Regions from separate parts of the Homo sapiens genome. Here region 2 is linked to region 1. Evidence: chromatin loops called from intact Hi-C (ENCODE). Cell type or tissue: ascending aorta. All regions are shown on one strand. Links, peaks and the distances in the headings refer to the core of each region. The heading gives the core; the rest is flanking DNA.

What was found. Peaks named below come from ENCODE experiments on the same cell type or tissue, not always from the same donor. Only the 100,000 strongest peaks of a DNase experiment are listed, where the experiment ranks them.
Region 2: it touches region 1 in a loop (2.3-fold over the local background); 1 of 110 quality-filtered maps calls a loop at or near these places.

What each region holds. Positions count from the first base shown.
Region 1 is chr9:75,850,975-75,861,096 of GRCh38, reverse strand. LOC105376091 (a long non-coding RNA gene) reads right to left here and starts at 8,261. Exons shown (of 3, transcript XR_929952.2): 1 at 8,197-8,261; 2 at 3,660-3,723. In ascending aorta, for the core only: a CTCF peak has its summit at 5,377; no DNase peak of the experiment used is centred there.
Region 2 is chr9:75,447,509-75,457,630 of GRCh38, reverse strand. No RefSeq gene overlaps it. Among named protein-coding and RNA genes, the nearest start is that of OSTF1, 360 kb to the right of the region's middle. In ascending aorta, for the core only: no CTCF peak of the experiment used is centred there; a DNase peak (open chromatin) is centred at 5,980; H3K27ac peaks cover 819 bases.

The DNA.
Region 1 (10,122 bases), core at 3,384-8,383:
TCACATCCTTAGTCTGAATAGCAGGGCATACTCAGGCACCCAACATGTCCACAGAGAGAAGAGGGAGATGGTGTCACCAAAAGGAAAAGCTGCAATTGCCAGCCTATAGATGCCACTGATTACCACACCAGAGCCAAGAAACTTCACATCTTTGGACTCTGTTTTCTCATCCATAGAAGGGGAATACAATATTAATGTTTTTCAACATATCTAGCTTTATGAAGCTAACAGGATTATTTAATATCTCTGTTCCAATAGTAGCAGAGTATAACAAATAGTAATTTTTAAAAAGAGCACTCTCAAGTTAACAAAATTTTCAACTGAATTTTGGTAAGAATTTTGGAAGATAAGACTCCTTATGATGTTATTATTAAAGAATAAGAAAAGAGGAGGGGAAAAAACCTCTTGGCAACATATATGGAACATTAATTCACTCTCTTGCCACTCACAGGGTGCCTGGTGATATGGCAGCAAAATCAAGAGCTCGCTTTCCTGGAGCTTAATTTCTGAGGATGTAAGGAGTTGAAGAGACATAAACCTTGCCAGAGGGTGCTAAGCACTATGGGGGTAGTCACCATCATTATCATCATCCCTGTGTTTGCACCACAGCTACAGCTTCCAAAGCACTTTCCCACTCATTATTTCATTTGTTCTTCACATAATAGGGAGGACAGACATTTTGTAGACAGGAAAATGGAATCTCAGAGAGGTCAAGCTCAGGACGCAACCTTATGCACGCAAGCAGTTTGGTGGGTAAGGACAAGGTTTGGGCATCAGAAACACTAGTGCCCCAAGAAAGATCTGATAAGAAATGAAGAAGTCATTATTGCTCATGCATTGACAAGTTGATTGTATTTCAAGTGGAGTCCAGGCCACAGTCGAGCAATTATTTACACTTTTCCACGTACCTCAAATTGATAAGAAGGAAAATGTTCACATGGAAGGAGTTTCAGGAATGAGCAGCAGGTAAGAAGAGGATTTTTTTGGGGTGGAAAGATATTAAACTCAAACTCAATCTCTCCTTGGGAGCCTGGAGGGACACCTCCAAGAAAATCCTCTGAGGTAGGGTAGAGCCAAAGAGTTCCAGAGGTGATCTTCTGACTCTATATCCTCAAACTCCCTCACTACCCTGGGAAACCCCCTGAAGAGAGCTGCTGTTTTGTTCCCTGAAACTTCTGGGTTTGGAAGAGCCTGTATTCCTTCAACACAGCTTCTTCATCTCCTAATTTCTAGTGCCTGAAAGGGTATGCAATCAATGAATATTCATGGACCAGTTAGACAAGAAAATGATTTTAATAATATAAAAATTATTTTACATGAAAATCCATCCCTGTGCTGCCTATATTATTTCTGTATTTATTTGCAAAATTTCTGTCAATAAGAAGGTTTCACTAGAACACATTCTCTGTTAATAGAAAGGTTTTCCTTTAGTTTTGGAAAACAAATAGAGCTTGGTGATGGCAGGAAACCTCTTGCTACTGAATTATGTGTGCCCAGCTGTTCGTTAAGGTAGATAATGCCACTCTTTTAACATGCTGGTGTTGGAGCTTTGCAGACCCATCTTAGTTGGCTTAAAGGTAGAACAAATAGCTATTGAAATTAAAGGTGACAACTTGTGACCCCAAGACCTGTCTGAAGTCCAGAACCAGATATATTATGACAGTGGTATATTTTATTTCCTTAAAATTTAACAAATACATTTCACTTTAATTCAGGTAATACTTTTTGAGTCCCTCTATATGCCAGGCTTGTTGAAAGAGTTGAATTTGTTTGGAAGTGTAATGTAGGAAACTTACATGAGGGCCATTTGCAGGATAGGAGAACAAATGAAGACCCTGACATTTAGACTACCTTTATCCTTCTTTGGATCACTCCATATTAGAAAAGTGACTCTCTGGATAGGTATTATCACTAATTTGCATGTATAAAAATAGTTTATGTTTACTGTTGCCTATGTTTTGTGCTGATTTAGTTAATAAAGAAACACAGAAAGGAAACTAAGTTGTCAATAAAATTCCAGCAAGGAGAAGTAAGGGCAATATCAGGTTAGCTGTTGTCTCTTTAATACATAGTAGTGTCAAGGGAGAAGAAAAAAATCCCTTGTGACACATATCTATACTCATTTTTGTTGTTGCGAATATGATTGTAATTAGGGCTACTTGTCTGTCTTTCCTGACATCTCTTGGGGAGATGACAGTGTGTTTTGCATAATGTTACAGTAGGTGAAACCATGGTTTAGCAAAATGATTTTCTCAGGGCATTGAGGCCCATGATTGAATGAATGGGTAGTGGGGTTGTTGACTTTCTAAAATTGACCCTTCCCTTCCGGCTGGCATGTTTCAGAGTGGTTGTTATCTGGGAGTGACCTATTCATGTATGAAAGGGTGAGGTCATTGGGAAGCCCCCACCCTTCCTATACTTACAATGCTGAGACCTTTTATACCAACGTCAGATGCCAAAACCCAGCCAGGGGTGGAGTCCACCAGCCACACTTGAACCAAGAGGTTAGCCTTCTTAAGAAAGTTGATTTCCATGATCAGAAAGACAGCATGTGGGAGACTAGCTTGGATAAGAAAAATTACAAATGTAAAGAATTTTTGAATAAATGAGAAAGTGAGGGGTCATCCAAATCAACCCAATTGTGTAGCCATGGAATAAAGTTTAAAAGGTTTGTGACCTTTTTTTTTCTATTTTAACCAATATCCAACAATGGGGAAAATAAGATTGTTTTAAAGAAGCTAAAGATTAAATGCAATAATCATGAGCTTTTCATGATACAGCAATTTCCCATTTTGGCTCACAAACTTATATAATACAAGCAAGTTTTTCCCCACTTCTAATCTCCAAATTCTTCTCTTTATGTCCCCAGAAAAAGGAAAAAAAAAAAGAAATTTGAGGGTATTTTTTCTCCTGCTTCTATTTAGCATTAGTAGTCCCTGATGCATCCTCAATACATATGTCTGGCACAAAGCAAGTGATCAATACATGTTTCTGAATGAATGAATGAATGACTTAAAAGTTGACTCCTTTGTGCTAGGCATTTGAGGGCCATCAAGATGAATTCACCAGAGTTCTTGTTTCCATTGAAGTTACAGGTTGATAGAGGAAATAATATACCGGGAGATTAGTTGCATGCAAAGTAGAAAGTGCTATAATAACTTAGCCTTATGCTTATTTGAACATCTATTATGTGTTATGTGCTTTACATATAATTTGTTTATTACTAAAACCTCCCTGAAATGGCAGGAATTATCATCTTCATTTTTATAGTGACAAAACTGAGGGCTGTATAGGTCAAGTACTTTCCCTAAAGTCACAGAGCTGGACAGAAGTAAAAACAGAATTTGAATTAGATCTGTTATTTGCCAAGGATACTAAGTCACCTTTCATAAACTTCTCTGGAATAAAAAAAAATAATGATATTAACAGCTAATGCTTATAGCACTTATAGTTTACATATATCAACCCATTTAACCTGCGCAACAACCCAAATTGATAGATACTATTACTATCATCCTTATTTTACAGATAGGAGCAAAAACTAACCAGAGTATATTCATGAAGCACAAGCATTTGAAGTAAATTTTAAAATATAAGTAGGATCTGGGTATTTAGGAGTAAAATAAGCGTCAAAAATGGCGAAAAGCTTGAGATTTTACCTATCTGGAAGCTAACAAGTTAGCCTGCTCCTTTCATGTGATGTTGTAAGAAGACATGAGGCTCCTGGAAAGAAAGAATAGTTTATTATTCACTGCAAAAGCAGTAGTTAGAGTATCAGCATTTTAAAATATTCATTCTCTGAGTTCTAATTCCCACAGGGAAATGTAAACAGGGCCAGATAATACCTGCACATGCAGGGGGTTTTGTTAGAGGAGAGAAACCTTGAGTTTAGGGAAACTAAATCTTTTACAAGGGGCAGTAGATGCCTTTGCTCTTGAGGAAGACACAATCTCTATCTTCCAAGGCTTGCTATACAAATATCTTTGAAAAACAGTCTAGATTTAGAATAAAGACCAGTCTGTCACAAATGCTGTTCACAAAACATGTGGAAACATGAGAAACCCATGGAGAAATGTGTCCCAACCATAGGTTAGGGAAAAATAATTCCCAGGAGAAAGGCCAAGATGACCAAAGAGCAGAAAGAGGAATGTATGGGCAAGTGGTAGGCAGTTAAGTGCCTTGAAGGATGGGGTCAAGAAAAAAGTGGTCAGAAATATAATTGGAGGCCAAAGAAGATCTTTAAAACTTGGGAGAAAGAATCTTAAACCTTTTTTTCTTCTGCACTCGTCTTACTACTAATGATGCCAACAAATTCACCCTTTTATTGGTAGATCTGGGCTCTGATTCACTGAGCAGGAAATCCTTCCAAAGATATCTCTCTTTTAAGGCAAAACTTACTTCCTCCTGTGAGACAGGAGACAGTTTTGTAGGATTTGAGATTGTCCTCCCCTAGTAAAAGTCATGTCCACCTTCCATTGGACGAAAGTGTGGTTGTGAAAAATTGAAACGAGTCTTAGTGGATTATAAACCCATGTACACTTGCTTCTCTTCCTGGGTAATGGCAGTGGGAGACACAATTCAGTCTATAGCATTAGAATTTAATCCTCAATCAATTCCAAAAGGTCTTGATATCCTTATACAGATGAGGAAACTGGCTTAGAGAGGTTCAGTGAGCTGTGCAAAGTCATAAAGTAAAACAGCCGGAGATTGAAACCAATTTCTGGCTTCAAAGCCTGATTTATTTTCAACATCACAGGCTGCCTGGCAGTGGCCATTTGGTAAGACCTCCTGCATATTGAGCACTTACTGAGTGTTAACAACTTTGTCAAGGACTTTACAACATTATTTTTTTAACCCCTCAACAATGAAGAGAAGTATTTTACACTCATTTCACAGGTGAGAAGATGTGACACAGAGAAGTTAAATGACTTACTAAAGAGCACAGTTAGGAACTAGAATGATCAAAAATTCAAATCCAGATTAATCTTATTTCAATGCCAGTATTTTTGTTCTGTTTCTCTACAGTGCATTCTTGGGATTGGTCAATTACTTACTAATCAATAATTTAATAGGAATGCATTATTAACCGGAGTGTTCAGACTTTCTGAAACCATGAAAATTTCCTAAGATGGGAAAAACATCCACAGAAGATTGATCAAACTGTAAAGTTTTAATATATATAAAGGTAAATGACATCAAAATCAAGTTTATGTTGGTTTGTGTCTGAAATTTCATATTAAAGGGAAGCCATTATGAATTGTAATCATATGGAAGAAATATTACATTTCTGTTGGGCCCTGCGGGTAGGAGAGTTTCAGTGAAATGTCTTTTGTTTCAAAGTTGTAGCTGGTCTAGCTAAAGTTATGTTTTCCACCCAAAGGTGGCAGCACACGTATTATTGGTTTTTGGTGCGCTTTTGATTACATTTAACGTAATGGAGTCTTTGAGAGCTTCAAGGCACCTTAAACATCATCTAGAACAGCCATGTCATTTTGAATCTGGGGAAACTGAGGCTGAGAAAGATTCTGTGACCGGCCCAGTATCTTACACCTTTTTAGAGCCACAGCCCAAGCAGAATCTAAGTTACCTGACTCAGATCTATGTTCACTAAAGTGAGCTCTTATCGACTTTCTAACAAATTCACAGCTGAGAGGTGAAGATGAGAGGGTAAACTCCATTTATGGAGGAAACAAAGAAAGGAAGAAGAAGGAGAAAAGAAAAAGAAAGACAGGCATTGGACTCAGGAAAAAAATACTTGATGTAAATATAAAGTCTTGAAGCATGCTATGACTTCATAAAAACTTCAAAAGCCCAACTGCAGTTGCAAAATAAATGGTGTGTTCTAGGGAGCAGTCTGGAATCCCACGCTGTATACAACATCCAGTCTACTGGGGCCAGATATACCAAGTCAGCAGCATCTGGGACCTTGTTAGAAATGTTAAGATTTCAGCCCTCTTTTCTCCAGAATTGCAGAATCAGAATCTGCATTTTATAAGATTCCAGGGAGATTGATTCATTGGCACATTAAGATTGGAGAAACACTGGTCTAGAGTCTAGGTTCTAGACTACAGCATGGTTCTTAAAAGGGTGGTCGCTGAACTAGCAGCCTCAGAATCTCCTGGGAACTTGTTAGAAATGCAAATTATCAAGCCCCAGTGCTGGCCAACTCTGGGTGAGGCCCAGCAATCTGTTACAGGTGATTCCTGTAATTCCTCCAAGTGATTCTGCTGCACTATAAAGCTAAAGTTGGAGAAGCACTACTCTGAACTTTGCTGACTAGTTTTTGCCCCAAGAAGGCTGCATCTCTGCTAAACTCTGCTAAACTTTCTCTGAATTGTTGTCTACCTCAGATGTCATCTCCCTCTTCCTTCCTTCTGCATGACTGAATGGTTTACAGCAGACCTGCTCAAATGTCTTGGCTTCTATTTGCTAATTATATATAATATATTTGATAAGCAACCAGTTTCTTGCTAAGGCACTACTAGGAGCCATTGGCTAGTTAGGGAGATGCCAGTGCCTGAAATGGGATCACTCACACTTTCAGAATTTACCAACGAGGAGGTTGTGATGAGATTTCTCATCAGTTTGTTCCGGCTACAGTCCTATTTTCATAGACAGAGATGGATGCATGGGCCTGTTTGTGTACACTTCAGGAGCCTGTGAGTTGACCAAAAGTCATAAGCCTTCTCTAATACGATATTTAACTTGGGTGCATTTACAGAAGCATTTGAAAGAATATACTAACAGCTACTCTCCAATAGGAGAATACTGAGATGGAGAGCTTCCTCAAGGCAACCGGACCCTCACAACTTTATCCATTCTGCAGATATATTTTGGAGCACAGACAGAACTATCCCAGAAAATGGGGCCCAAAACAATTTAAATGGAATAAATTCTACCTATATAATAAGACCACAAGGCCTTTAGCATGGAAATTTTTATGAAGCAGAACTCTCCAAAGCCCAGCACTGGAGACCTTCATGTACTAACCAGCTTAATGGTAAAGAAGAAATAAGGGGGTAAGGCAGAGTGGGTTTTTGTTTGCTTTTTATGTTGTTATTGTTCAATAACTAGGTGTTATGAAAAGACTCAAACAGATGTTAAATTTTTTTAAAAAAGTATTTTGTCTCCCAGAACATGTCACTTAATTTTTTTATTCCTTCATTTGTGAAATGAAGCTATAATTGCCCTGCCTACATCATCCAGATGTGATAGAATCAAGTGTAAAATAATTTTGTAAATATGCTTTTACATATATGTGTAAAATATACCAAGAAAGGTTACCTTTATTATAAAATTATCACCAAATATTATTACTTTCTCTACCTGGAAATTTTCAGAGCTTCTTTTTCTTTTTCTCTTCACAACTAAGAAGCGCAGTGGTTTGCAGTGTAAACTAGAGCAGGCATCAGCGAGCTTTTCGGTAAAGTGGCAGATATTAAACATTTTTGGCTTTGCAGGCCATACAGTTGCAACTATTCAACTCTGTTATTGTAGCCAGAAAGCAACTATGGGCACTACGTACACAAATAGACGTGGTTATGTTTCGGTAAAACTTTATTTATAAAAACTGGTAGCAGGCAGAATTTGACCCTATAGTTTGCCCACTCCTGACCTAGAGTATTGGCTTTAGTTTGCATCTATTTAAGGAGCCTCTGCAGTACTTGGAAGTCCAGAAACAAATGAGAGAAAAAGTAGAGATACTTCTTTTTTTCTTTTCTTTTCTTTCTTTTTTTTTTTTTTTTTTTTTTTTTTTGAGACAGAGTCTCATTCTGTCACCCAGGCTGGAGTGCAATGGTGGGATCTTGGCTCACTGCAACCTCCACTCCGCCGGGTTCCAGCAATTCTCCTGCCTCAGCCTTCTGAGTAGCTGGGATTACAGACACCCACCACCACATCCAGCTAATTTTTGTATTTTTAGTAGAGACGGGGTTTCACTATGTTGGCCAGGCTGGTCTTGAACTCCTGACCTCAAACGATCTCCCACCCTTGCCTCCCAAAGTGCTGGGATTGCAGGCATGAGCCACTGTGCCTGGTGAGATATTTCTTAATGTGGTATTTAGGAAGAGGGAAGGAAAGTTTTTAGCATAGACGCTCTTGAGAATTCTATTCAAATTAGCAATTTGTTGCAGTATCTACTGTGAGTCAAGCACTGGGCTGGACTGTGGGGATATAATGTTGAGTAACAGCCCTTACCTCTCAGGACGTTTGCAGTCTAGATGATAGTTGAGACACCACTGCTGGGAATACTTGTATTGGACTGAGAAAGGACATAGTTTTAGACAATAAGCTGCAACGACAGAATATAGTCATGCACTGCATAACAACTTTTCAGTTAATGATAACATATATGACAGTGGCCATATATATGGTCCATTATAATAGACTATAAAAGATTATAATAGAACTGAAACATTCCTGTCGCCTAGTGATGTTCTAGCTGTCCTAATAACATAGCACAATGCATTACTCAGGTGTTTGTAGTGAGGCTGGTATAAACAAACCTATTGCATTGCCAATGGTATAAAAGTCTAACAGATACAATTAGGTACAGTACATAATACTTGATAATTATAATAAATGACTATTTTGTTTATGTATTTACTATACTATACTTTTAATCATTATTTTAGAGTGTACTGCCTCTGCTTATTAAAAAAGTATGAGAAACAAACTTACCCATTCAAACCCAAAGAATGGACTTAGAGACCCGGAGAACAGCGAAAGTGAGACTTTTAATGACAGTCTTGCAAGATCCGTGTTTGATGGACAGGCACACCCAGTACAGTTTTAACAAGCAGTTTATCCCCTAGTGCGCAAGTCCCTCCCCCAGTTCCTTAGAGGCTGAGTGCTATGGGGTCACAATCTTCCTGGACGTTGCCTATTGATTGTTGGGTAGGGGCTTTAGGTGTTTTCTTTAGGGTTGTCTTGCCGCATTTTGTTGCAGCCCACAATGCATTACAATCCTAGTTAGCTCAGGGGCTCTTTAAATATTTGACTTATGACCTAAGTAGCTGGGCAGGCTGATAAGAATAGATAAAGCGAGCTATTTTGCAGGCTAGAAAGCTTTCATTTTAGACTAAACTTTTTTGGTTCTGGTGAGGGCAACTAAGCGTTGGGGGGAAGAAAGGGGAGGGGGAGGCCGACAAGCAGGCATTGGCTAGCCAAGCAGTGGCCTAGTATATCTTGTTTCTTCTGTAGTTTGCTAACCTAAGTCAATTCAAGGCACTTTGTCTTGAAAATGGACCACTGTATACATTATTTCCTTCAAAAAGTTTACTGTAAAACAGCCTTAGGCAGGTCCTTTGGGAGGTTTCTAGAAGAAGGCATTGTTATCATAGGAGATGACAGATCCATGTGTACTATTGCCCCTGAAGGCCTTCCACTGGGACAAGATGTGGAGGTGCAAGACAATGATATTGATGTTCCAGGCCTAGGCTAATATGTGTGTTTGTGTCTTCATCTTTAACAGAAAACTTTCAAAAGTTAAAAAAATAAAAAAATTAAAAGAGAAAAGAGTTATAGAATAAGAATATAAAAAAGAAAATATTTTTTCTATGCCTGTATAATGTGTTTGTGTTTTAAACTGTTATTACAAAAGACTCAACAAATTAAAAAAAATTAAAAGTTTATTAAGTAAAAACCTTACAGTAAGATAAGGTTAATTTACTGTTGAAGAAATAAAAAAAATTTAAGTAAATATAGTGTAGCCTAAATGTACAGTGTTTATAAAGTCTGCAGTAGTGTACAGTAATGTCCTAGGCCTTTGCTTTCACTACTCACTCACTGATACTCCCAGAGCAACTTCCAGTCCTGTATGCTTCATTCATGGTAAGTGCTTGTATTACTCTGGTCTCACACTGCTAATAAACACATGCTTGGGACTGGGTACTTTAGAAAGGAAAGAGGTTTAATGGACTCACAGTTCCACATGGCTGGGGAGGCCTCAAAATCATGGCGGAAGGCAAAGGAGGAGCAAAGTCACATCTTATATGGTGACAGGCAAGAGAGCATGTGCAGGGAACTCCCTTTTATAAAACCATCAGATCTCATGAGACTTATTCACTATCACGAGAACAGCAGCGGAAAAACCCGCCCCCATGATTCAGTTACCTCTCACCA
Region 2 (10,122 bases), core at 3,012-8,011, 400 kb after region 1:
AGCACAATGAGACCACAGGTAACAGTAGTTTGACTGAAATGAGGAATCTACTTCTGTGTTTGTTGATTACATTTTATATTTCATGAATAGTTTCTCATCCAATTTAGGAAAGTCTTTCCAAAGCCTCTCAGGAATAACATTAATAAGATTATAGCTAATGGGAGGCTGCTTGGTGGATACAACACGTGCTACTCCAGTGATGGCCCCAGTGAAGCCCTGACTTCACCACAGTGCAATATATCAATGTAGCAAAATTGCATTGTACCCCAGGAATACATACACATTTTAAAAATTAGTAATAAATAAATAAATACAGGTTATAGTTGACCATTGGTCTTTGGAGACTTTCTGAAAACTGAATGTGGAACTGGCTCTCTGCTCCAATGTAGCAATGTAAAAACTCATCTATCCTGGGCTGGTGCCCAAATTGTTTGGTACCAAGTGACTCAGACAAAGTGAGCTGGTCCCTTCCTACTATCTCAGTTTTATTCTCTCTTTGAATCAAAGTATAATGAACCATTTTGCAAGTCAAAAGATAGATCAGGCTTTATTTTTTTAAAAAAGGAACTATGCTGCAATTTTATAGTTACAATAACTTTCTCAATATTTTCATTACTTGGACATAACAGAGAAAACAAAAAGGGCAAGTGGATTTTCAGGTCATTAAAGTCAGTCCCAGAGTCTATTGAATCCCCATGAGATGCACATAATTGCCTCTGGTAATATGCACATTGTCATGTTTTGTTGCCAAAACTATTAGTGACTCTTCCCATTTTGTAGCAGTCTCCTACTTGCTACAACACAACTGAGCTTGTTGCAGTCCTGACATTTGCAACAACATTATTAGGTGCTGAATACAAGACAAGCAACAGGGCCTCAAAAGAGTCAGAAAAGCTACATTTATAGGCCAAGTCAAAGAAAGGGGGAAATTCTTTTCCATGAGGCCTGATCTTTAGCTTCCCATCCTTATTACTGCAAAGCCCATGTTTGGTGAGTTGGCTTTACATTATAGCAGCCCCTTTTCACACATACTTACAGACTTACTCCCCTCCCATCACAAAGGGCTTACAAATGTCCAAAAAGGCTCTTCTTTCCAGCAGATGTACTATGAAAAGCCAACAGACATAAAGAACTTCAGGATCACACAGCACATGCATTCATCTCAGACAAGCTGTGGATCAGTGTATTTCATGTTATCAGTGAATCCCACAGGCACTGAACTGAGCAAGCTTCATACCCAGAACCAGGAGGAAAATCTGTCCCAGAAGGCTCTCTGAAGACATATGTTCTCGTCTCACTGGCCATGATTAAGTCACACATGCATGCCTTTCTGCAGGGACGCCTGGAAAAGCAGTGTTGGCCATTTCCAGCCTTTCTATTGGGAAATAAGTACTGGTGTCAAGGAAGGAATGTTGGGGTAGACAACAAATTACTCCTTCTTCATGTTTCTCATTCTCTTTCTCTAAAAAGCAAAAAAAAAAAAAAAAGTTACCTGCCAAAATAAAGCTAATACATTCCTTCCTGCACTGGCTCTGGTTTGCATATTCTCAGATAGTTTCACTTATTGTTCTCTTCTCTCTTCTTTTATGTATTTATTTCACTTCCTGGACACTCTTATCCTTTTCATTTGGGTGGGTGGATGTTATCTAAGATGCTTTGAGGATAACAGATAACAGAAATACCTCTAGACTTGGCAAATGAAGTTCTGGATTCAAGAATCTCTCCTGCACCTGCCCACTATTAGCCATGTGGTCACAGACAAGGCTCTTCTCTGAGCCCCATCTGTAAAGAGGAAGTGAAATTACTCTTCTACTGATTTCTGGAACTAATTGTGGAGGCCAAATGAAGAAAGACGTGTAAAACTCTTTTGTAAATTGTCAAGTGCTATGCATATTAAATGAGCTGCTGACATCCAAGGATCCTTGTTGCACCCAGAAACACCTACACTTCAATTGCCTTTTCTCATTCACTATACTGAGGTCATTTTGCAAAGTTCTTACTGTGAGTCAGAGATTTCTCCACATTGGCTGGAAAGAAGCCAATGCATTCACAAGTAAACAGCATTTGAGCAGCTGCACTTCAGAATCAGGAATGAGGGACATAATGGCCTGTCTCTCCCCTTGACTACATTGCCCTGGCCAGGTCACTAGAGTTAAGCAGTTGGATAGGACTGTCTACAATGGAGTATGCTACAGATTTGGAGAAAAGGCTACAGATGGTCAACTATTTGGACCTGGGCATCTTTTTTTCCAGAGGGTTTCTCCTTCACCCAACCCTTATCCATGGTTCAAGTAGTTCATTCAGGAAACTAAGTGCCCCTCCTAAAGTCCAGGTGCTCTCTATGGCCTCATAACAGGGCCTCCCATGGAACAGAGCTGATCCTAAGCAGAATCATAAATTATATTCAAAAACTTAGATGGTCCCTGTTCTGTGATCATGTGCCTACTATACTCTTGATGTAAGTATACATCTACATCGATATCTCTATATATCTACTATCTACTAAGATGACTAAGACATCGGTCTTGCCCTCTGCACTCAGTGGGAGGAATTAGCCAAGAACACAACTCAACTCTAGCTCAAGGTACAACACAGTAAGTGCCAAGAAACCTCAAAAGTGCTCAGACCTTTTGTATGAAACAAGAGAATGAATCCAGGCAGGAGCATCAAAACAAAAACTTGAAATGACCATAGGAAAATGGTATCATGTTTGCAAGCAAAAATGCTGAATGAAACAGCATGAGCCAAGCTTCAAAGTGGAGAAGCAGTGTCATGTCTGAGGAAAAGGGGTTTGATGTAGAATATATGTACATAGAACAGGGGGACTATGGGGAAGTTGGGGTCACAGGTGAGGGTGCTCGGTATTCGGTTCTTGTTTTCACACACCCACTTTGGCAGAAGAGGGCATTTTCCTCCCTCTCTCTCCTTCCATCCCTGAAGAATATTAATATCTCAGTATTCCCTCCCACAGCCCTTCCCACTCATCAAAAATTGCTATCAGGGATAGACCTAATATAGATGACTTATGATTTGGCAAGAATTGAAGGCAGACTAATACTTCATTTGAAACCATGGCTCAATTAGAGGGTAAAGGCATTGTTTCCTATCAAAAGAATTCTAGGAACCATGATGAAGAGACACCAAATTCCTCAGCAGACTGAGAGCCAGTGGGACTAAAAGTATATCTGAATTTCAGCCCCAGTTTTCTGATTTATTTGTCATGTAGGCAAGTTATCTAACCTCTCTGCACTTCAGTATCCTTGTCTCCACTAAGAAAATCCTATCTGTCATACCACTATCACAGAGCTGTTGTAATAAGGCTCATAAAACAACCCATACAGAGACAAAGCACCCTGGTGATAAGGACGTTCACCCCACCCTGGGGTCTGGCTGCTGGCAGGTGTCCCTGATGACAATCTCACCTAGAGGCTCTGATGGGAAAGTGCAGGGAGCTGGGTAACTGTTGGGACATTGCTCCTGCCTTAGCCCTTCTCCCCATCATGGGTTCCCAAATGCACAGGACTGTGGCCCGGGCTGGCCCAATCTAGGCAGCTGGCAAAATGCACTATTACCCAAAGCACTTCAGGAGGGGTTGCACAGCAATCAGAGCTGCTGATGCACATGGACCTTCTCCTCTCACAGGTGCTGAGTGTGAAAGCATGCTGACCAAGAAGCCATTAAGGAAACCCGAATTTGGATCCTGACCTATTTCCTTGTCCCGGCTTTATCCTTGCTTGCCAATGGTAACTTGGGTAAATGATTCTTGCTCTTCAGACATCGTTACTTCTGCTATACATTGGAGGAAATACCAACTGCCTTGTCTACTTCATAAACCTAAGATGCATTTTGCAAAAGTATGCTGTTATTACTGTTTGTGTTTCTATCTGACAGAAGAGCCTTTTGGTCACTTTTGGACACTCTTGGAGGCATGGGACATCCTTTGAGGCATATCCCAAATGCTGTGTCCTCAATTACAGCTTCCCCAGTTTTCCCGGCACAGTTACTCTCCATCCTGTGCATCTCAAGCTCTTCATTAGCTCCTCTGATATACCTCACCGCATATTCTAATTGCATGTGTGTGTCTCCCCCTCTAAGGTCCTCAAAGCCCAGGAGTCCTACATTGAATACTTGGGGCCTGGCATTGGCCTTGCACATTGTGTTTGCACAAGAAATATTTGAACAAAAGAGTTCTCAGATAGTGGTTTTATTCTGGACTTCCTTTTTGCCTCTAGGCCATCACTGACATGGAAACAGGACACTTTTTAGAAACTTCGTAAAGGCTCAGCCTGGAGCAGCAGAAGTTAAATACAAGAATATCACAATAGGATGGGGACCAACAAGTGCAGTGTGGCCCATTTTACATTCCGTTCTTTGTCCTCAGGGCTCTAAGGCAGATGTGTCCTTACTCTTTTCCCTCTGTCTTAGACACTATGTCCTGAAGATATTTCTAATGGAAACACTGTAATTGGAAATTGGGCCACATGCTTGTATTGAGGGATCCACTGCAGAAGACCTGCCAATAAATTACTCAACAGCACCACACCACTGTCACCCAAGACTCTGTTAAATACACAATATTCTACTCCCAGATGCCAAGAAGCATAAAGAGATACTTTCATTGTAAAGCAGAGGAATGTGAAACAGCTAAACCAAAAATTTTGCTAAAGTTGTTAAGATTTTCCCCCCTTAGTGTGATCTCAAGATGAAATGCAATTCAGCAGTTAAAAACAGAACAATTTAAGAGTGTTCTGTTCCAAAGCATGAAACATGCAAAAATGTAGTCTGAAGATTGTCGAGCTGGGCTGGCAATCAGATTCATCAGCCATTTTTGGGTACTGCTTTCTAAAAGGAAGTATTAGTGGAATCCAGCTGAGCCAGGCAAAGTCTCAATAATATTAACATCACTTGCTCCATTGCTCTTGGTAGTAAGAGGAACATCCCATAATGGCTTGTAATCATATTGCACAATGCTGTGTCTAAAGACATGGTTTATTAAGGAGGAGATGGTCACTGATGTGTTTCTCTATGTGATAAAACACTTCTTGCTAAAAGCAACCAGGGCAAATGGAATATTACAAATGATTCTGAATGCTACGGAGAGTTAAAACAAATTAGATGTCTGTGCCTCCAGTTGGGTTGCCATTCTTTGTAATAAAATTGTCTCCTGAGAGGAATGCATGTTGTTTGCGATTTGGAAGACATCTTTGTAAGCTTCTGCCCAACACATCAGAATTCTTTTTATCACGTTCAATTGCTATATTTCAAGAAATAATTTACAGCACCACTGCAGACAGTCGAGGCTTTCACTATTGCATACTTTTCCTAAGCTAACTTTTTTATGTATGTTATTTTATTTAATCTCATAACAACCTGTTATCTGATATGATTATTAAGTACATTTTATTAATTAGTAAAACTGGGGCTTAAAGAGGTTATGTAACTGCTTCAATGTCACACAACTAGTAAATAGCAAAACTGGCTTTCTAACTCCAGTCCTACTAATTCCACAGCCCACAATTCCCATTTTATGGATGAAGACACCAGGGATGAGAGAGGTTAATAACTAAACCACATCTGGTTACACTGCAGAGCTGGAATGCAAAACAAAGTGTGTCCACCTCCAAGCCACGCTCTTTTCCCATTATATGACCGTGTTGTCTCTTGCATTTATCTGTGTTTCTTAAAATCCTCTCAGTAGGTAGATGGGGATAGATACCTCTCAGCTTTCCCCCAAGCTCCTGCCTCCTCAGGTATTTAGTGCCCTGTAAGCAGGTCAGCAGAATCCTGACTACTGAGAGAAGAGAGGCTCTGTCATTCTCATGGGGCCACCCAGTTGCACCTGTGCTGAGGTCAAAGACATTGCTGCCTCCACATATCAGAGAGGCAGCTGGAGTGAGTCTGGACATTTACAAAGGCACAGGAATCTTGCCAAAGACATCAATGTTCCTAAAACTGTGACTCAGTCTTTACAGAGCTCTTGAGTGTCTCCAATGTATTTAATAAGTAGTTTTGGCAGCTTACTCTGCACTGGCCCTGAGGCAAGCTGTAGGGACATAAAAATGACAGATATGGGTCCTGCCCTCAAGTATAAAAATAATAGCTCACAATTGTCAGCATTTAGTATATGCCAGAGATCCTCTCTTGCTTCACATACTTTAACTCAGTTAATCTTCACATATCCCATGATTGGTATACCTAAAGCTCCCGTTTTACAGACGAGGGCATTGGGGCACAGAAAACTTAAATATAACTTTCCCATTGTCTAGTGGGACACAGACAAGTAAACAAACCTTGCCAATGCAACGGGTTAATCCCTGGGCCTGAGGGAACACAGGATGATGTGGGGCTCAGAGCAGGGATCTTAGCCCAGCCTTGGGGGTTAGAAAAGGCTTCTCAGTGACCACAGAATGCATTGAAATTAGCCAACGAGGAGGTGAGGCACCAGTGAGGCATAAGTGCTTGATACAGCAGGGATAGTGAGGCAACTTCAGGTCCTAGAAAAGTTCAGTGTGCCTGAAGCAAAGAGAGAACAAAAAATGAAGCCAGAGTGATACATCTGGTGGGCATTTTTTTTTTCATATGGCTCATTGCCAGAGCCTAAAATCCTCTTCAAATGATCAGAACTGGAGACTCTTCAAAGTCAGAAACATGATCTAGACTGTAGCAAATCAAAAGTCGGGAAGCATGATTAATGTCATATTGCTTTGCAATACTGCTTTTTCAAGGATCTTTTTCCCCTTCAATTCAGGTTAATTCTGGGGTGTCTTGTTTTACCTCCTGGGGTGTCTTGTTTTACCTCCTGCTGTGATGAGAGGTATTTGGGAAAGGAATATTCTTGCCTCCCAGAACGTTTTCAGCAAACTTTTCACAAAATTGCAGGCCCACCGGCCTCATTTGGAGCAGGCACACCTAGAGGGCTACACACCTCTGTGCACTCTCTATCCCTCTGCAGCCCCACCTCTAACAACAGGAAGCCCGAAAAGGTGTCGACTCACTATTGATTCCTGACGCAATGAGTCCCCTAGCTCTCTCCTTCCAAAAAAGAGGCACAATAAAATCCTACTGCAAGATCATATCTATTTCGTACCTAAGAACATGGAGTAATTCACAAAAGCATAATCACTAAAAGTCAAGAGTAGAAAATGTCACTTCCTGATCTTTGTAATCCAGGTACTGCAAGGCATTTGAAAACTACTACCGGGTGGTACTAATCACATGAAAATCCATATAGCATAAGAGATTAAACCATCCTCCCACACTTGATTGTATCCTTGATCCCATCCCTCCCACGTACTTATGTCCCCAGCTTGGGACAGTTCTTGATTATTTTTGAGGAAGTCTAGATAGATGTCTATCACTTCCCTACATATGTGCTCAGTTGTTACAATAGGTTATGCTCTGGTGTTTGACCCCAAATGAGGACTAAAGCATGATGGAATAAGAAAGATGACGGCTACGTAGAGGCCCCCAAGGCATATCTCAAACCCAGCACCTCTGGTCACCTCATTCTAAGAATGCACTCTTTCCTCTTCTTCCAAATTTGAAGCTCATCGCAGGTGGGCGTGACTGGCTGTATGCCAGAGAATAAATGAAGGAAGATAGTAGATACTAAAAACCAGGTGTTTTCACAAATTGAACTTTAAAGATCCTTGTATTGGGTAAGTCCAAAATGTAAATGGAGGCTGAATTAGGGTTAAAAAATATTTTTAAGTTCCTGTTCATTTCTTTGATTCCTCAAGGCGATAATTCAGTACAATCAAGTCATTAAGTCAGGTAGGTTTCAGAGTACACACTTGAGGGACCTCCCTCCCCCTTCTGTCTTGTACTGTCTCTCTCTCTCTCTCTCTCTGCTTCCCTCCCTCTTTCCCCTCCACTCTTCTCGTATTTATCAGGTATTATTTGAGCACCCACCTTGCACCAGTCAATATCCTAGGAGCTCCAAGGTAAGCATGGCCCTGCCTTCTGCCATTCAGAGGACCTTGATCATCTCATATTGATCTGCTTTTTAAAATTTATTTTCATTTTTATTTAATTTCAGAGACAGGGTCTCACTCTGCCATCCACTGGAGTACAGTACTGAAATCATCACTCACTGCAGCTTTAAAATCCTGAGCTCAAGTGATCTTCCTGCCTCAGCCTTCTGAGTAGCTGGAGCCACAAGCACACGCCACCACACCCAGCTAATCTTTTTTATTTTTTGTAGAGACAGGTCTTGCTATGTTGCCCAAGCTGGTCTCAAACTCCTGACCTCAAGCTATCCTCTGGCCTCAGCCTCCCCAAGTGCTAGGATTACAGATGCAAGCCACAGTCCCTGATCATCCATCTGCTTTTGAGGCAGGTACAAAAACCAGCCACAGAGATAACACATGCAGAAGTCCCAGACACCTCCGGTAGGCCTTTTTCCTCTTCCATCTATTCATGTCCTAGAAATGGATGTTAGAAGGTAGAAAGTTTAGAGGGAAAACAATTAAGAAGTTTGCTGAGTCAGAGATTTTTCAGGTGGCTATTAACCTTCACTCCCAAGTGATTGCTCCATCCTCCCCTGTCCCCGGCTCCCACCACCCCAGTTCCTTGCATTTGGATTTTCTCATCTCCAAACTTATTGAAAGTTGTTTCTTTAAACTTTTTAAAATAAGATTTGAAAACAGTTGGCTTAAAAGTCTCCTTTGTGATTGAATAGTGCCTATGACTACGATCTCCTAAGGATGTTACTTCAAAATGTTCTAAGAATATCCTAGTGGGACCAGTTCCTTGAAAATAACAGCCTTTGCAAAACATAATACATGATAATGCTGTATCATTTTCTAAGCACATAAGCAAGATCTTGGAGGTCTGCAACTCCTCAGTGCCTCTAATCTCTATCTTTTCCTACCTGGTGGGTATTTCTGATAAAAAGGCAGTGCTTCCTCAAGCCTAAGAGTTTTTTCACCACAAAGACAACCTCAGCTGCAATTCATACCTCTGCTTTTAAGAACACTTCAAAAATGGCTGAGGCAGACAGAGTTCTTCAGAATCCAGGCCCCACTGAATCTTGGAGGTGGTGAGAGGGAAAGGGATTCCTTTCTCCCTTCATAACCTCAAGACAACTGAACACTGCCAATGGAATTCTTGCTAGCTATCCCCAGAGTTTGACCTCAGGCTGTTACAGAAACAATGTTTTCCATGCGGAGCTCTTGGTTAAGAAATTTCCTCTCACCCTGAGAGTCCAACAAAGCAGTGGTTTATACACCCTCAGCCTCAGTGCAAATAGTCTAGGCTGGGCCATCCAAGCTGGCAAGAACTGTGATTTCCTGGTAGCTCTGCATGTGTGCGCTCAGTTGTCATTTTATAGCTGGGGGATTTTTTTTGTTGTTGTTAAATAAAAAAGTGTGCTTGGGTGAGAAGACAGTCAAAATTCTTTTTGGAGCATGCAGACAAGTAGTAGGGAAGGGATATCTCCCAGGCAGAGAGGGAAGATGCCTGTGAGGGAGTTCTCTTTGTAAGAGGAAGGAGGAAGACTTGCCTGCTTTTCAATAAGGAACTTCAAAGTAGGCCCCTGGTTATTTTCTTGTTTACTCCCCACTCTGTGTCATTTTCTCCTGATAAGCTGAATTGTTGACTGAAAATGACTGCTTCATCCCTAAAAAAGAATCAAGGGAGTTATCTAATGCTGGGCTGTTTTCAGTAGCAGCAGAGAAGAGAAGGAGGGAGGATGGGAAGGAGGGAGAGGAAAGAAAAAGAAAAATCATATTACAAGTACCTGGATATGGACGTATAGCTATAAATAAAATCTTCTTGTTCTGTTCCTGACATCATTTACTAAATCTGTATTCACAGAAGAGCCATGTATTAAATTATAAAAGAGGGCATCCATCTACTCATGAGGATTTTCATTAAGAAGCATTCTGTAGCCACACAATGCACTATCATGATGAATCCATGGTAAATAAATAACATGTACATTTCCAGAAGTAATCACTGTGTCTCTTCCTTCCTTTCTGGTTTAGTATGCAGTGAAATTGGGCATCTGTCATATTCTTCCATGTACATTGACAGCTACAACTCAGACAGGTTTCTTTACCTTCTCTTTAAACACAGTTACCTTTCTTTTGAACTATGTAGCCATTCCATTACCACTTCAGG